Linked DNA regions of Homo sapiens: region 1 is linked to region 2. A link is an interaction called in ENCODE POLR2A ChIA-PET data of the cell type or tissue named here. Cell type or tissue: A673. All regions are shown on one strand. Each heading gives the region's core, and the rest is flanking DNA. Links, peaks and the distances in the headings are about the cores only. Region 1 has its middle 170 kb from the start of ATF7IP. Region 2 overlaps RERG (RAS like estrogen regulated growth inhibitor).

Region 1 (2,920 bases), core at 182-2,681, 990 kb before region 2:
GCCACCGTGCCCAGCCTCTAGAAACATTTTTAAGAAGGAGGGAATCCCTCTTCATCTCATTTTTTTTAAGTGTGAATGCTTTTATTTCAGAGATGAAATTATTTGCTAGTTATTTATTTTTGGTACAACCAGCAAATAATGTGGAATACTGGATTACAGGAGACTTTGACTGTCTTGGGTGTCGGCTTCATATTCCACAAATGGGGGATAGTTTTTATATCCTATAATAGAAAGCATACTACATGGCAATATGGAGTCACAGTCCCGCACTTAATGTCTTGAACATTTTTAATCCTATTCCCGTGTTGTTTTTTAGTAGAATTGTTTCCTAAGAAAACCACTCCTTGGGCCAGGTGCAGTGGTTCACACCTGTAACCCCAGCATTTTGGGAGGCTGAGGCGGGTGGATCATCTGAAGTCAGGAGTTCGAGACCAGCCTGGCCAACATGGCAAAACCCCATCTCTACTAAAAATACAAAAAATTAGCCAGGTGTGGTGGCACCCACCTGTAATCCCAGCTACTTGGGAGGCTGAGGCGGGAAAATTGCTTGAACCTGGGATGTGGAGATAGTAGTGAGCTGAGATTGCACCACTGCACTCCAGCCTGGGTGACAGGGCAAGACTCTGTCTCAATAAAAAAAGACAACTACTCCTTGATGGTGGCTCTCCCTGTCAAAACCACGTGTGCTCTGTAGCATCTTTGGTTGTGGTGGTCCTGTTTTCCTAGGAACTTTGTTAATGTGCTGTGAAAGATTGAAAATTTCAGTACGTAGTGTCTATGATATAAAATTGTTCATTGATGGTACTTACGTAACAGGTTATCCACATTTGAAGACACTGGCATTTGATATCTTAAGGAAATTTGGCCTTCAAATTTCAAGCGGCAAAGTCATGAGAATATCTGTTTTTAACGCTTACAATACATGGCTTTTTAGATTTTTGGTACAAAATTGTGTACAAATTGTGTGCAAAATTGTGAAATGTCTGTGTACGTACTGATCCCCAACACAACCAATAAAATCTCAATTAGAGAAAAAGAATTGCTTGATCCAACCTGCCCTGGCCTCTTGGCAGCTTGCCAAAGTGACAGCCCCCTGCCACTGCAGTTGCTTCCTCTCCTCATGCCACTCGCTGAGCTTCCACACAGCTGCGTTGTTTCTGCCCCAGCAGGAGCCTTGGCTGCTTAGGCGCCCAAGTTCTACCCGACCGGACCCAGCTGTTGGCTTCCCCAGCAGCTGCCGGGGAAAAGTGGGCGACGGGGGCGGGTGGGGAGGCAAATAACACCCTGGAGGTCTGGGAAATTTAAAAATAATTAGATGGTCAAGTTCTTCTGCTCTGAAAATTTTTAAAAAGCAAGAAATAAAGAAAGAGAAAAAAAAATCGTTAAATTTTGTCCAATGAAAAGCACAAAATAAGAAGCCACTGACGAATAAATCACTTACTTTTCCACCTTTCCAAACCTAATGGTCTGTTCTGGGTCTCAATGGATCTATGCAGCCTCTCAGGAGATGCCTTGTATGATGGGCTTGGCTGTGTCTTTGTGAAATAGTGATCTGCAGGATAAGAAAGATGCCACCTTATGTTTGCCTACCCTCCCTCCCTGCTTGAATTCCCTCCTTCCTTCTTCCTTCACTCTTGCTGCCCTGGAATTCCACTCCAAATAAAGTGTTAACGTATAAACTTTGTTTCAGACTCGTTGTTGTTGTTGTTGTTGTTGTTGTTAGTTTTTAGGGTTTTATACACAATTCAAGGACAAAAGGAGTACCATGAAGATCAAAGGAAATAGCGTTGGGAAAGCCATTTGTAAGTGTTAAAGTAAAACTTATGCGCATAAAAAGTCCACATGATCTTGAACAAGAAAATAGAGCGGTATAAAATGGCGTGACTGGCAGTGCTGCTGAGATGTCAAGCGATTATGGTACAGAAAGAAAGAAGCACTTAACTCAGCTGGGGGGTGAAGATGGGAGTAGAAGAGGGAGAAGCTCCAAATAAAAGAGGGCCTTTAGAATAGAGACAGCGCCTAGGCAGACGAGAGAAGGGTATTTCAGGCACAGGCAGAGATGTGACATTCCAGGTGCCTAAGAAAGCCTGCCCCAGGAAATTCAGGAAGGAACAGAGTCCGAAGAACAGGTAGAGTCAGACCATGAAGTACGCTGCCCACCACACTTGAGAGCTCGGACTTTTTTTCCTCGAGGCCATGAGTATTGCAGAGGAATGACGCTGTCGAGGGTTACTTTATAAATAGATCGCCCAGACACTGGTGTGGAGGGCGAAGAGCAGAGAGTGAGCCCAGAAGTAGGAGAACAATCAGGAGGCCATTGCATCAGTACCGGAAATGAAGGTGGAGGGCTGATCCAAGGCAGTGGCTGTGGCAATGTAAAGGAGAGGCAGACTGAAGGCGTGTCTAGGAAGTAAAATCAATTTTCCTGAATGCGGAGGGCCAAGCAAGGAAAAGTCATCTAAGAAGGCTTCAGATTTCAGGTGTGAGCAGTTTAAGATGGACAGTAGTGCCACCCATCTGGATCAAAAATAAAGGAAGAGGAGCAGAGATTTGCTTACTTTTGGTGCCCAGGAATGGAGTAGTGTGCTGAATTTTAGCAGTCTAATAGACAATAAGCCAACGAAAATGTATATCTCCAATTCAGTTAAGAATTTCTGCTGTAATCCCAGAACTGTGAGAGGTCAAGGCAGGAGGATTACTTGAGCTCAGGAGTTCGAGACCAGCCTGGACAACAGAGGGAGACCCCTGTCTCTTCTAAAAATTTTAAAAGTGCCAAGCGTGGTGACACATGCCTGTAGTTCCAGCTACTCAGAAAGCTGAGGTGGGAGGATTGCTTGAACCCCGGAGGTGGAGGTTGCAGTGAGCTGAGATGGCACCACTGCACTCCAGCCTGGGTGCAGAGCGAGACTTTGTCTCAAAA
Region 2 (2,920 bases), core at 273-2,772:
TCAATCCTCTTTCACAATATTCTTAACCGTGGCCTAGACATCAAGATTTTTAAAGCTCTCACATAATTGTAATGTACACCCCAAAACTGAGAATCAATGGACAGGGGACTCAGAAACTCACAGAGAAGCTCTTTAGGGAGCTTGCAATGTGATTCAGAGCAGAGTGGCTACCTGCTCTTAGAATCCCTCACTCCCCTGGATCTCCTGGAATGCCCCTACCTCCCGCTAGGTGAAGACACCTCAGTTAGTGTCAAGAAACACTCCAACCTGTATGAAAGTAATTGCGTCATTTTTTAGCAACAGTACGGTATTTTAAGGGAAAATTCTGAAGTTGGGCTCTCTGGGGGAAAATAATTATTTTAAACTCCTTCCCATATTATCAGGTTATGGCCCTAGACACCAGGGTCTACTAGAGGGGGAAAGGTAAGAGGAGGGTGAGGGTGAGGGTCAAAAACTATGCTCACTACCTGGGTGACGAGACCATTTGTACACCAAACCTCAGTGACATGCAATTTACCCATATAACAAACCTGCACGTGTATCCCCTAAACAAAAACAAAAGTTGAAAAGAAAAAAAAATACAAAACATAAATTTGATAAAACACTAATAAGACTGATTAGAAAAAAGAACAGAAGAAAAAAATTAAAAATTTGAGGAATGACTACAGATAGAGTAGATATTTATAAAAATATTTGAGAATACTATGAAGCAAATTATGCCAACATATATTAAGATATAAAAATGGACAATATTTTAGAAAAATATAACATCAAAAATTGAACTGAGAAAGCCTGGAAAACTGTTTTTCAATGACCAATGACCATTAAAAAGTTGAACAAACAAGACTTAGAAAAATGTTTTAGTCATGTTTTACCAAATCTTAGAGGAATAGATAAGCTTTCTCTTATATACATTATTTCAGAGGATACCCAAATAGCTATACAAATTATATTTAAAAATACATTATATTTTATATTATATATAAATCAGTAGCATGATGACATCAGGAAGTGAAATTATTTATTTTTTTCCTGTTCAGCATTTATAGCAATTCATTTTGTCTGGATGTTTGCTGGGCCATGTGCTCCAGTCAAAGATTAACCTTTGCAGGAAAAATTTAAAAAATTAAAAATGTACATTTAATTCTAATGTTTTAAATTTTCTCTACTCAGAAGAGGTTAAAAGGAAGATAAAAAATAGTTTATATCAATCTGATATATTATTTAGATAGTCTGGCTTTGAGTCAAAGAGACCAGGAAGAAAAGAAGAAGAGCAAGGAGGAGAGGAAGAGAAGAGGAGGAGGAAGAAGAGAAGGTGGAAGAAGAGAAGGAGGAAGTGAAAAAGGAGGAGGAGAAAACATTAATTTAGAAGAAGGAATCAAACAAAGAAAGATTTGGAGGCCACTTCTTCACAGCCATATGGGATAAATGACAAAGAACAGGCCTTGCTATTTAATGAAAATAAGCTGCCAAAGTACAGGACCATGCAGAAAATAACAAAGCATTTAATTATACAGTGACAGTTGCAGCACTGGGGATTTCCCAGAGATTAATGGAGCAGCTGGGAAGAGTCGATGGCCCTGGGGACAGCCAATATGATCCCAGTCAATGAATAATACTCAGGAAAAGCTTCTTGTTAACTTCACTATTAAGCAGAAAATGGAGGAGAACTTGGGTGCTTGGCTTGTTTTCCTCTTTTTCTTCTTATTAGAAAAAAATTAACATGGGGATAATTTGATTTCAATTAAGATTCCTACAGAGATAATTAGACTATCTAGTTCATCACACTCACTATTCAACTATCTTAACGATGGATAAAACTTTTCCACTATTTCAGGCTAAACTGGAAGTTACGACCAAGATAATCTTTGAGGAGATGGTGGGAGGAAATAGACTCTGAAAATTGACCTTTCAAGAGCAGAGGGGTAGAACCAGCTCTCAAGGCAACAAGTAGGAGTAAGGCACAATGCTGAATACTAGTAAAACACACTACTCTTGTTGGAAAGCAAAGCTTAAAATGTGCCCAAGAGTAAATGCAGTACTTAGCACATCCAAAGTCTAACTATATTAATACAAACTAAATGTGATTTGACTAGAAGCCAGCAAACTCCTTAAGTCTGGGGTCTTAGCACAATTGCTTACTTGTTCACACTTTATTTGGTGACCAGCCATAACACTGATGGGTCTTAAGTTTGACAATGTCAGCTACAAACATGAATTAAGGCCAAACATATTTACTACATTTTCTTAGTCATTTAGCTATTCTTAATAGCAAAAATAAATGCTCTGAGAACCTTTTTTTTTTTTGAGATGGAGTTTTGCTGTTGTCACCCAGGCTGTAGGGCAACGGCGCAATCTTGGCTCACTGCAACATTTTCCTGCCTTATTCAAGCAATTCTCCTGCCTCGGCCTCCCGAGTAGCTGGAATTACAGGCACCCGCCACCACACCCAGCTATTTTTTGTACTTTAAGTAGAGACAGGGTTTTGCCATGTTGGCCAGGCTGGTCTTGAACTCCTGACCTCAAGTGATCCACCCGCCTCGGCCTCCCAAAGTGCTGGGATTACAGGTGTGAACCACCGTGCCTGGCTGAGAACTTTTTCTTGAGTTATACTAGATGAATTACAGACTTTATTATAATTTTATGAGACTACATATTGTTCTCCCTTTTATTATCAGGAAATAAATACTGAACATAGGAGGACATGGAGAATTTTTTCCCAGTGGAGTAAATTATAGAGAACACCAAACTGGGTTATAGAGTTCCAGAGCTAGAATGGGTCCTTCAACAGGAAATACTTGTATCTTAAGGATGAGAAATAGATATCCAGAGAGATGAATTACTAGGTTTGCAAGGCCACGTGGCTAATTAGTGAGAAAGCCAAGGCCTTAACTCCTGTTCCTTGTTCACCAGTCCAATG

What was found. ChIA-PET counts read pairs that join two places held together with the same protein. Peaks named below come from ENCODE experiments on the same cell type or tissue, not always from the same donor. Only the 100,000 strongest peaks of a DNase experiment are listed, where the experiment ranks them.
Region 1: POLR2A ChIA-PET joins it to region 2 with 9 read pairs; 1 of 35 experiments calls an interaction of 5 or more read pairs at or near these places.

What each region holds. Positions count from the first base shown.
Region 1 is chr12:14,192,705-14,195,624 of GRCh38, forward strand. No RefSeq gene overlaps it. Among named protein-coding and RNA genes, the nearest start is that of ATF7IP, 170 kb to the right of the region's middle. In A673, for the core only: no CTCF peak of the experiment used is centred there; a DNase peak (open chromatin) is centred at 1,137.
Region 2 is chr12:15,185,269-15,188,188 of GRCh38, forward strand. All of the region lies in intron 2 of RERG (RAS like estrogen regulated growth inhibitor), which reads right to left. Among named protein-coding and RNA genes, the nearest start is that of RERG, 35 kb to the right of the region's middle. In A673, for the core only: no CTCF peak of the experiment used is centred there; a DNase peak (open chromatin) is centred at 1,543.